Linked DNA regions of Homo sapiens: region 1 is linked to region 2. Evidence: chromatin contacts called from ENCODE POLR2A ChIA-PET data. All regions are on one chromosome and are shown on one strand. Each heading gives the region's core, a stretch centred on a gene start or an enhancer-like site at or near the end of the contact. The rest is flanking DNA. Distances are from core to core; before and after follow the strand shown. Region 1 holds the start of CFAP36 (cilia and flagella associated protein 36). Region 2 has its middle 12 kb from the start of LINC01118.

The links. ChIA-PET counts read pairs that join two places held with the same protein, here RNA polymerase II (POLR2A).
Region 1: POLR2A ChIA-PET joins it to region 2 with 10 read pairs in Caco-2. The contact joins the promoter of CFAP36 here to the enhancer-like site in region 2. POLR2A ChIA-PET finds 5 or more read pairs at or near these places in 2 of 52 experiments (Caco-2 and PC-9).

The regions. Positions count from the first base shown.
Region 1 is chr2:55,518,468-55,523,947 of GRCh38, forward strand. CFAP36 (cilia and flagella associated protein 36) reads left to right here and starts at 1,251. Exons shown (of 10, transcript NM_080667.7): 1 at 1,251-1,449; 2 at 3,635-3,699; 3 at 5,254-5,355. The coding sequence starts at 1,335. RefSeq lists enhancers at 552-601, 1,782-2,031.
Region 2 is chr2:46,801,268-46,807,094 of GRCh38, forward strand. No RefSeq gene overlaps it. Among named protein-coding and RNA genes, the nearest start is that of LINC01118, 12 kb to the right of the region's middle. RefSeq lists a silencer at 1,923-2,217 and an enhancer at 1,923-2,217. Within about 2 kb of position 3,029, at least 8 of the 41 ENCODE cell types and tissues checked have a DNase peak (open chromatin) inside an H3K27ac peak, as active enhancers do.

The DNA of each region.
Region 1 (5,480 bases), core at 1-2,500, 8.7 Mb after region 2:
AAAAAAAAAAAAAAAGGCACATAATGATCATCTTCATGCATTCAGGTAAGATACTGTGTGCACATTCACAAAATAAAAATAGACTAAAGGATGGTTTATGGAATACTATGCAGTTGCAAAGAAAGCACAAATTTATATTTTTAAAAGATAAAGATATAAGAAAAAAATTCATAACTGTACATATAATCCTATTTATGTAAAAAATATATATATATATATGGTTGTCTGAAGATATTTTGGGACTCCAAACACCTTCACAATGACCACTGAAGACCCCATTCCACAATGGACTCCACCTAAATGCTGAGTTGGAGTTATAATAAGATTTGGTTACCAAGGCATTTATTTAAGTGAGTATTAACTTTGCTCTTGCCCTTGAAAAGCTCCTAATTCTAGTTATCTTTATCCAAGCGTAAGAGATTAAAGACCCGCCTGAAGATACAGATGCAAACTGACCGTAAGACAATCAGCGAGTCTCACACAGCTCGGCTTTGTATTTTCAGACAACCCTTTAATTACAAACGCCTCTGGGCCAATGGTCTGAAAATGGTTGGGACTGAGGTGCTGGGGATACAATGATGAACTGCAGCCGCTGAAGCCCTGTCAGGTGGAGACCCGGTTACCTCAGACCCTCACTGAGCCTTTTCTTTTTTCTTTTCTTTCTTCCTGTTTTTCTTTTGAGACGCAGTCTCCCAGGCTGCAGTGCAGTGGCTCACTGCAACCTCGGCTTCCCGGGTTCAAGCGATTCTCCTGCCTCAGCCTCCCGAGTACCTGGGATTACAGGCGGCGCCACCACGCCAGGCTAATTTTTGTATTTTTGGTAGAGACGAGGTTTCACCATGTTGGCCAAGCTGGTCTCGACCTCCTGACCTCAGGTGATCCGCAAGCCTCGGCCTCCCAAAGTGCTGGAATTACAGGCGTGAGCCACCGCGCCCGTCTACTGCGCGTTTTCTAAACCTTGGCTCCTACGCATTTATCAGAAGAGAGAGCGCAATCTGTCTATGACTTCCAGCCAATAGCTACACTTCTTTTCTCAGCCCTCGTCCACTGTTCTTTTTTAACCAATCAGAAACGTTTTTCAAACGTTTGCCCTCCCCGCTAAGTGCGCAGGCTCCTGGAAAGTTGTCTTCACTTCCGGGCCGCGGTCTAGGGCGGCTACGTGTGTTGCCATAGCGACCATTTTGCATTAACTGGTTGGTAGCTTCTATCCTGGGGGCTGAGCGACTGCGGGCCAGCTCTTCCCCTACTCCCTCTCGGCTCCTTGTGGCCCAAAGGCCTAACCGGGGTCCGGCGGTCTGGCCTAGGGATCTTCCCCGTTGCCCCTTTGGGGCGGGATGGCTGCGGAAGAAGAAGACGAGGTGGAGTGGGTAGTGGAGAGCATCGCGGGGTTCCTGCGAGGCCCAGACTGGTCCATCCCCATCTTGGACTTTGTGGAACAGAAATGTGAAGGTAAAAACCAGAGCCCGAACCGACAATCCTTTTCTCCTCTCTCACACCAGCGGCGGGCAGGGGGTTGGTAACCACAAGCCATCTCTCGTCTCCCCGACCCCCTGTCTCCACCCCTGTCGCAAGGTCTCGTTCCCCTCACCACCTTCTCCACCCGCGTCATCAGGTTTAGAGCTGGTTGTGTGGGAGGAATTCCTTTCACCCTGCCAATGTGTTCCTTCGCAGACCTGAAAACGGGGACCGAGACTCCCCTTCTCTGGGGCCGAAGCGCACGTCCGAAGAACATTAGACTTGAATCGTAAATTCGGTCTCTCACCCTGTCCCGAACGTTTCTGCCCTCGGCAGGTGGACTGTTTGGCTGGGCTTCTTCAACAGCTTTGCCAGACTTGAGAGGAGAAGCGTCGGTTTACCTGAGTTCCTTATGATCCCTAGCATTTCGCCCGGTGTAGTCAGCTTAGGAAATGAGAAATGATTTCACTCCAAACCAACAGTTAACTGCAAAGGAGGGCATGTGATAACTCCAGGAAGCCCAGAGCCGGTGATTTTGGTGGCCTGTGTTCCCCTTGGTGAGCTCTCTACTCTTCGCTATACCAAAAATTGGCGAGGTGGGGCAGGACCATTCTTGGAACAAATGAGGCGTATAGATATGGCATAATATTCCCCGTGAAGGACAGGCATCTCCGGGTTCTGAGCAGTTCTTCAGGCTTGGAGTTCTGCATTCAGTTCGTGGAGACTATTTGCAGCCCATTCGCAGAAAAGGAACCAGAAACCACGTCATATAAATGAGTGCCCAAGCGTTATTGTGGTTGTTTAATCGGGCAAGACTTTGAGGGTAGTAGTATTCATCAATTATTTGAACATCTGCTTTGTGTTGTAAGGTTGAGTAGAATAGAGCTAGGGTCAGTTGGTACAAGCTACAGGGAAACAAATTTCAGTGAAGGAAGTGTTTCATGATAGAATGTATCCAAGATGAGTTAGCCAGCCTCAGAAGGTAATGAGCTTCCCGGCTCCAGCAGTGTTTGAATGGATCTGATAGCGACTTAATAGGGTTAGAGGGATTCAGCTATTCAGCTATCAAATGGTCGGTTATCCTGGATGACCTTTTAAGACTTCTTTAAATTCCAAGATATCATGAATCTGGTAAAGATGAAATTCAGTTTGACCACTGAATCTTTTCATTACATTTTCATTGCTATAATCAATATTCAAATCGTAGTTATTAAAGTGTTATTTTTACAGGTAATTTTTTAACAATGTTCAAAAACAAAATAACTTGTATTTGTACTCCTTTTTTTTTTTTTTTTTTGGGAGACAGAGTGTCGCTCTGTTGCCCAGGCTGGAGTGCAGTGGCGTGATCTTGGCTCACTGCATTGTTTTATACATATGATCATTCAGTAAACACTTGTTTTGATTTTATTTAACTTCATTATTTATCTGTGGTAACAAAAATTGCCTGGTCACTTTCAGTAACATTTACATCAGCAAAATTCCAGTACAATAAAATAATATGGAACCTATTGTAAAAGGATTTAACCATTAACAATAATATTACATTAAAAGTTATGAAGAAATTATTGCCTCATATTGATTGAAATGTGTTTTTGTCTTAAATATGAGGTAGTATTCATTTTAAATATTTTCTCAAGTAGGCAAAAAAGCTTGTTTACAATTAATAGTATATATGTGTGTGTGTGTGTGTGTGTGTGTGTATATTTTTTTTTCTTTTTTTTTTTTGAGATGGAGTCTCACTCTGCCGCCCAGGCTGGAGTGCAGTGGTGCAATCTTGGCTCACTGCAACCTCCGCCTCCTGGGTTCAAGCAATTCTCTTGCCTCAGCCTCCCGAGTAGCTGGGTCTACAGGCGCGCACAACCACGCCTGGCTGATTTTTGTATTTTTAGTAGAGATGGGATTTCACCACATCAGCCAGGCTGGTCTCGAACTCCTGATCGTAGGTGATCCACCCACCTTGGCCTCCGAAAGTGCTGGGATTACAGGCATGAGCCACAGTGCTCGGCCAATAGTATATATTTTTAGATATATTCATTTATATATTTTTAAAAGATAAACCCTAAGAATTCAAAGCTGAAGAGCTAGGTTGACAGTTCTATTTGGAAGGAGTGGATTTTTAAATTTGCATTAATAAAATGATTTGGTTTTTACACTATGTAATATTTTCTTTTAAATTTAGTTTTTGATGATGAAGAAGAAAGCAAATTGACCTATACAGAGATTCATCAGGAATACAAAGAACTAGTGAGTATTTTTTTTCACTGATTTTTAAAAGTAATTAGGCTAATACTACTTATAGCTTTTCTAAATGAAGAAAAATATTTTTACATTAAAAATCCTTAATTTTACAAAAATCCAATCTACCTTAACAATAGTGCCAGTTATATCTGTCTCCACAGGTGCTCTGAATATCTCATTTGGATGACTTATCTCCTCTACTCTAAGGAATGGTTTTACAACTCTTTATGGGTTCTTGCATGTATTCTTTATATCTTATTCTTATTTTGTTGACGCATCCAGGGACATATTAATTATTCACTTCGTCATGGTTGTCATGTGATTTTTTTATTTTTTATTTTTGAGACAGGGTCTTGCTCTGTCACCCAGGCTGGAGTGCAGTGGCACTATCACAGCCTATTGCAGCCTCAACCTCCCCAGGCTCAAGCGATCCTCCCATCTCAGCCACCTGAGTAGCTGGGACTACAGGTGTGCACCACCATGCCCTGCTAATTTTTTTGTATTTTGTAGAGATGGCGTTTCTCTGTGTTTCCCAGGCTGGTGTGGAACTCCAGAGCTCAAGTGATCCACCTGCCTGGGCCTCCCAAAGTGTTGGGTTTACAGGTGTGAGCCACTGCCCAGCCTGTCTTGTGATTTTAAAAAATGCCTCTGGCAGTGGGGCTCAGTGGCTCACACCTATAATCCCAGCACTTTGGAGGCCAAGGCAGGTGGATTGCTTCAGCCAAGGAGTTCGAGACCAGCCTGGGCAACATGGTGAAACTCCATCTTTATAAAAATTACAAAAATTAATCAGTCATGATGGCATGTGCCTGTAGTCCCAGTTGCTTGGGAGGCTGAAGTGGGAGGATGATCTCTTGAGCCCAGAAGGTCAAGGCTGCAGTGAGCCATTACTGTGCCACTGTACTCCAGTCTGGACAACAGAGTAAGACTCTGTCTCAAAAAAAAAAAAAAGAAAGAAAGAAAGAAAAGGCCAGGCGTGGTGGCTCATGCCTATAATCCCAGCACTTTGGGAGGCCAGGGCAGGCGGATCACCTGAGGTCAGGAATTCGAGACCAGCCTGACCAACATGGTGCAACGCCATCTCTACCAAAAAAAAAAAAAAAAATTAGTCGGGCATTGTGGCAGGCGCCTCTAGTCCCAGCTACTCAGGAAGCTGAGGCAGGAGAATTGCTTGAGCCTGGGAGGCAGAGGTTGCAGTGAGCCGAGATCGTACCACTGCACTCCAGCCTGGGTGACAGAGTGAGACTCCATCTCAAAAAAGAAAGAAAAGAAAAGAAGAAAAAAAAATGCCTCTGGGTAGCAGAAGAGTTGTACCACATTGAACTTCATAATCCTGACTTCAACTATTTCTATTAGAAGAAATACAATTTCATGTGATTTTCAGCAAAAATATTAACTTTTAATTTGTGTTTTGGTGAAAGACAATGTCACTGTCATGTAATATGTAGATTAATATTTGCAAAAAATTCGATGATACTTTTCTAAACTAAATACTTAATATGCAAACTGTCATGTAGAATTTTTCTATGTAATTATAAAAGTTAAACTTTGTTTTTTTAGGTTGAAAAGCTGTTAGAAGGTTACCTCAAAGAAATTGGAATTAATGAAGATCAATTTCAAGAAGCATGCACTTCTCCTCTTGCAAAGACCCATACATCACAGGTTTTTGCTTTGTGTTATTCTGCTAACATACAGTTTTAACAAATGCCCAGGGTTAAACACTCACTTAAATTTGAATGTTTGATTGACAAAGTGTAATATTTTAGACATTGTGAGAGGTAGAAAGA
Region 2 (5,827 bases), core at 1,779-4,278:
TCAGTTCCATGAGGGTGGGGACTTCATCTCGTCCCAAGGCATTGCCAGTGCCTGGCACACAATGTGTGGCATACAGTAGGTGCCAAATAACTGACTCAATGGTCTGGCCATGCAGCATGACTTCAAGAGCATAGCATTTGGACATACAGTATTGTCTCCGGGTTAAAGGAGGGATCCACATCCACTACAGTAGAGACCAAGAGATTGGGGTCTCACTGTTACTCTGAAAGATAAGTCACATTAAGTGTCAGCTCTCCTCCCCTTCTAGTACAGAGCACTCGATAATCCGGAGTGGATTCAGTCCTAAATCCAGCCTGGTTAAAGGACACCCAGGCTTGCACATATAAGGGTCTCTCAGCGGACCCCAGCCAGCTACAGAATATGGGAAGAACGGGCTTCAATGGGCAAAAGCTGCCGTTTCTTTACTTAGCAATACATGTGTCTTTCTAAATAACAGATTTAAATAAGTAAGGCAAACTGTGAAAATATGTGGTTAAAAATGTAAGGGGTGGGGTGGGAATAGAGAATCTAGCAGATGGTTGCTGTGCCTCCCTCTGTGACAGGTGGGATAGAATCATCTGCATGAGCACATCTCTAAAGGTCTTCTTTTTCATGGGCACATTTATTGGCATACTGTAGAATGAGCCCTGTACATTCAAATAGCAGAGTCGGCCCAGCCCAGAACAGCTCTGGAAAGGAAGACCTTGGCCTTGGCTGTGCCTCACTTATGACAACAGAGCTGTCCCTCATCAAAAAGAGGAAAAGGAGAGAAAATCAGAAATGCCTGGTCAAAAGTGAAGGTGGGGCAAGCAGACCTGAAGCTAGTCCTTGGGGTGAGTGGCTGAGTCACAGCATCCCACACACATGCCACCTCCTACAGCCCCTTGGCCTTCTGCCCATACAGGCTCCCAGCCCACGGCTCACTGGTCACTCTTCTTTCCGATGGCCAGAACCACACGCTGCAGGTGACCCTTGGGAAGACCCCGCCTGGGCCACTCATTGGTTCGTGTGAAGAGGCTTCTGTCCCCAGCCAGACGGTGCCCTGCTTGGAGGCAGAGGCCAGGCGATGTCCTCCAGTGTCCCCGTGGCCAGTCATCGGCTGCCCCTGTCCAAGGCATTTCCACAGGCATTTCCTGCCACACTTGGGCACATTTCCCAACATGCTCATCAGTTTGGGGACAGGCTCCATGGGTGGGGTCACTTCTCATTAGCATTTCTCCCCCTGTGGTTCCCACTGCCTGTCCTGAGCTCGCCCCCTCATCTGTGAGTGCAGAAGCCTGGAAGCCTGAGCTCATCTGCCTGGATGATGGCAGGGCGAGCTCTCCTAGGGACAAATCATGAGCTCAGGGATGCCTGCCATGTATCCTGCTCGTCTGGGCAGGCCCTGCTAAACCCTATGTGTGCACAGTTGTGTTAAAGCCTTACAACCACTCCAGGAGGTGGTGTCGTCATCACCATCCTCAATCTTCATTTCACTTATAAGAAAACAGAGACATAGAAAGACATTGGCCGAGGTCACAGAGTTGGTCATGGTGGGCCAGGATTCAAACTCCACCAGTCCGACCTCCTGCTTTCTGCTCTAAACTCCAACTAGTCTGCAGTGGTATTGTATACCGCACCCTGACCTCACCTGTCTCACAATGTCACAGGCACCTGTGTGAAGGCCACAGGACAAGTGCAGCCTCCAGGCAGGAGGCTGCCTCTTGGCGGTGGTGCCCTTGGTCAAGTCACTGCCCCCTGCTGAGCCTCTGGGCTCTAATATGGGGTTTATGATAGAAGCTGCCTCCTTAGGGGATTGGGAGAATTAAATACGCTCATCTGTGTGAAGGCTTAGAGCAGCGCCTGGCACTGGGAGCACTCAGTAGCACGCATCGTTATCACAGTTATTAATAATATGATTGTTCCCAAGGGAACATTCCAGGTCTGTCTGACCTCCTCTCCTCTCCAGGAGGAGGCATCTGTGCATTGACTACCAACATCTCTCTTTTTAACTAATCGCTCCATCTCATTCTTCCACCTTCTCCATTTCTCCTCCCAACCCTGACATGCCATTGAATCTGTTTAATTCAAGCAAATGCTCAGAGCCCCAGATCCCTGAATGCGACAGATTGAGAGGGTGGGGGTGGGGGTGGAGAATGGAGGAGCTTGTGTAATAGGACATAAATAAACTTGCACATGCTCTTCTTTTTAATTGCAGATTCTATCCCATCGCGGGGCAATTTTTATTTTGCCTTCTCTTGAATAAGTGGGAAGATGTTTTATTCATGTGTATCTTCCCAGCACGCAGCCCAGTAGGTGCTCAATGTGCGCTGAATGATTCGGTGCATTCGGTTCGGCTCCAGCCAACACGTATGCCAGGCGCTGTTGTAAGTGCCTCACATATACAAGCTCATTGAACACTCTGGTGCCGTTTTAAAGTCCTGGAGCTGAGCACTCTAAAGTCCGGCCAATAAAGGAAATGTGTTTGGTAGCCACCCTCTTGATGGACATACCACTGAATCTCCAGCATGAGCTGTGTGGCTCCCGGTTCCTCCCCGCTTGCTTGTGGCACTGCTCCCCTCTAATATTTAGGAAGAGAGTTTCAGCACAAACTTCCAGCTGGGTGAATGGTGGGGCCTGAGGGACGGTGACAAAGCTGAACACACACCTCGAGGGACCTCCACGTTTTCCAGTAGGGTTTGATTTGAACAGTGCCAAGAAATCCCCTCAGATTGCTGGAAACTGCAAACCATGGAGGCTTAACACACCATGCCACTGCCTGGCCAGACAGGCCTGGGTTCAAATCCCAGTCCCACCACGTGTGGAGCCAATTCCTCGCTGAGCCACAGCATCCTCCGGGGTGGAGCAGGGCACACACCCTGCCTCGTGGGGCTGTGGCAATATTACCCAGCTCACCGTGTGACATTTAGTGGGCACCTTCCTCACTCTGACAGCCAGCTGAGCACAGGCCACTAAGGAAAGAAGAATTCTGAGGGAGAGAGAAGAGGCCAAAGAAAGACAGAAAGGATGCCTCCTCCAAGAGCAGTCAGGCCGGGGTGGGACAGGGTGGTGGGCGGAGGTTGGCCGGGAGAGAGCCATTTACCGGCACAGTCAACAAACAAGGATTGGGAATATAAAGCTCGGCATTGTGCTAAGTGCTGAGGAAGTAAAAAGGAATTTTTATTTATAATTTATACCCCACCTACTTCCAAAGAGAATTTTGAAGGTGACTCACAATGAAAACCACATATGCCGCAAGATCACGAAAATAGAAATAGAAAATCAAGTCCATGGAGATGAAGAAAGGAAACCCACATTTATTTACCCCAGGTGCCGTGTCCTTGAATGCACTCCATCATTTAGTCCAGCAACCCCATTTTACAGATGAGGAAGACAAGCAAAGAGGCATGTCCAGGGCAGGCAAAGGTGCAAGCAGGGCTGACTTCTCCAATAGGCGCAGGGCCCAGGATACTCTTAGGGGCCCACTAAAATGTTTTAAAATTTCTTTTAAAATCAGAAGAAGAGAAGAGAACATTGAGGTTGAAAAAATGTTTTAATATATGATATTAATAGATTCGTCTTTATGCCAACACAATAGTAACATATATTTAATTTTTTAATGGAGGAGGGAGTCCACAACTATAAAAGTGCCTGGAGTCTACAAAAGTCACAATCCAGCCCAGGCCACAAACCCAGGCCAGCCAAACTCCAACTCTTGTGCCCCTTCCACACTTGTGCAAGAACATTTGTTGTCACTGAATGTAACATGCGAGTCAGCTCTGCAGCTGAAAAGAGGCCACAATGAGATAAATCTTAGTTTCATAAAAAGGATGTGCAGTGGGGAAACATTTACTCACACTACAATGCAATTGTGGGGAAAAAGTGTAACTTTTACAATTTTCTTTCTTTTTTTTTTTTTTTAGCGATGGGTTCTTGATGTGTTGCCCAGGTTGGACTAAAACTCCTGGGCTCAAGTGATCTGCCTGCCTCTGCCTCCCGAGTAGCTTACATGCCACTACACCTGGCTAAAATTTTCTTTATAATGAATGTCTTCTTATCAGTTTCACTGGGAAGCAGGCGGGTAAAATCCTAAATTGTATCCAATTTGGTAAATTTCAAGCTTGATTTAGTAATCAAAATTGTCTTTCATAGATAACTTGGCTCACTCACGTAAATGTCAGCCTTTTGGAGACTGCTCTCTCTGGCTGCTGAATCCCCGTGTGGCAGGTGATTCCTATCAGAGTCTTGCACAGCCCAGGAGGGAGGCCCCTGGGTTCCCGTGGCATTGCCTGGATCTTCACAGCCTGCTCCTTGAGCTCATGACTGCTATGATGGGATGGCCCCATCTTGCTTTCTGGGGCGCTGTGCCAGGAGCTGTCGCTGGAGCCCATGGTCCCTGCCAGCTTTCCTAGTGGTCACTCAGTCCTGTCACCAGGCCTCTGCCTTTCTGCTGGCACTCTCAACACCTGCTCAGGTGCTGTCTCAGGCTCCCCTACCTCCTACTTCCTGCGCTACCTCCAGGCCTTCATGTGGGTGCTTCTCCTGGACCCAGCGTACCTGGAGAAGGGTGCCTCCAGCCCAGACGCTCCCTGCGGCCTTCAGACATGCTTTAAAAGCATGTGTTTAAAAGCTCCCAACTTTCTAGGTTGTGCCCTGACACACTGGTGGGGAAGGTGGGGAAGGTAATAATGGTAGTGGCAGAGAAGAGCTCTGGTGCCTGATCTACCTGTTCTCTCCCTATCCCCCTTCCCCTTCCCATAGTCTATGAGGATAGAGAGATAAACTTTCCTTCATCATCTTCTAAAATGTAGTCAGTCAGGCCTACCTCTTGATGTGCTAAAAGAGGGTCAAAGGAATTTAGTAAACCTTGACTCTCTCGACATCTAGCTTTCTGTCTGAGACTCAGACATTACCCCAATGTACAAGAAACTCCAGAACAACAAGGTTTACAGGACATGAAAATGTATCTAAAGACAATTCCAGAAAGTATTAATCCCATTGCAGACATATGTTAGTTCAACAGGAGAGACTAACTATACTGACACTTAATTCCAACACAATATATTATATGAATCCTTATGTAGGGAACATCGAACAACACGATGAACACCATCTCAAATATTTATTTGGCAAACCTTCTTCCAATAGCTGTTTGTTCTATCAACCCTCAATAAAAGTAGGCCAGAACATTAGGCACTTCCCTGGTGAAAGGGCCTGATCTTGGTGAGTCTAGTTGTGCTGTATCTGGTGTTCTTACATCTGGATGCAACTTAGACACCCCAGAGACAATGGCGTAGCATAGCACATGTCGCTTCTTTCAGCCAGTGCTAGGATGTGGGAACAAAGGCACAGTCCATCTCTCTCACCCTGAAGAAGGGCAGAGAGAGCTTCAAAAAGGGATATGGGCACAGCCAACCTCTCAACCATCACAATTTTTTTTTTGACTATTAGTTATGATTCAAACTATGAAGCAGAAATGGCTTGGGAGTTTTGAGAGGAAATGACTCAACAAATACAAAATATTGGAGAAGAGATCAGACTCCAGGATCTTCTACATTCAGGCTAGAGATATGCAACTATCAACAGTCTGGATATAGCTGGGTGGTTCATGCCCATAATCCCAGCACTTTGGGAGGCTGAGATGGGAAGATCGCTTGAACTCATGAGTTCAAGACCAACCTGGACAACATGGTGAAACCCTGTCTCTATGAAAAATACAAAAATTAGCCAGGCATGGTGGTCTGCGCCTGTAGTTACTACTCGGGAGGCTGAGGTGGGTGGAAGCCTTGAGCCGAGGAGGTGGAGGTTGCAGTGAGCTTAGATTGTGCCAGTGCACTCCAGCCTGGGC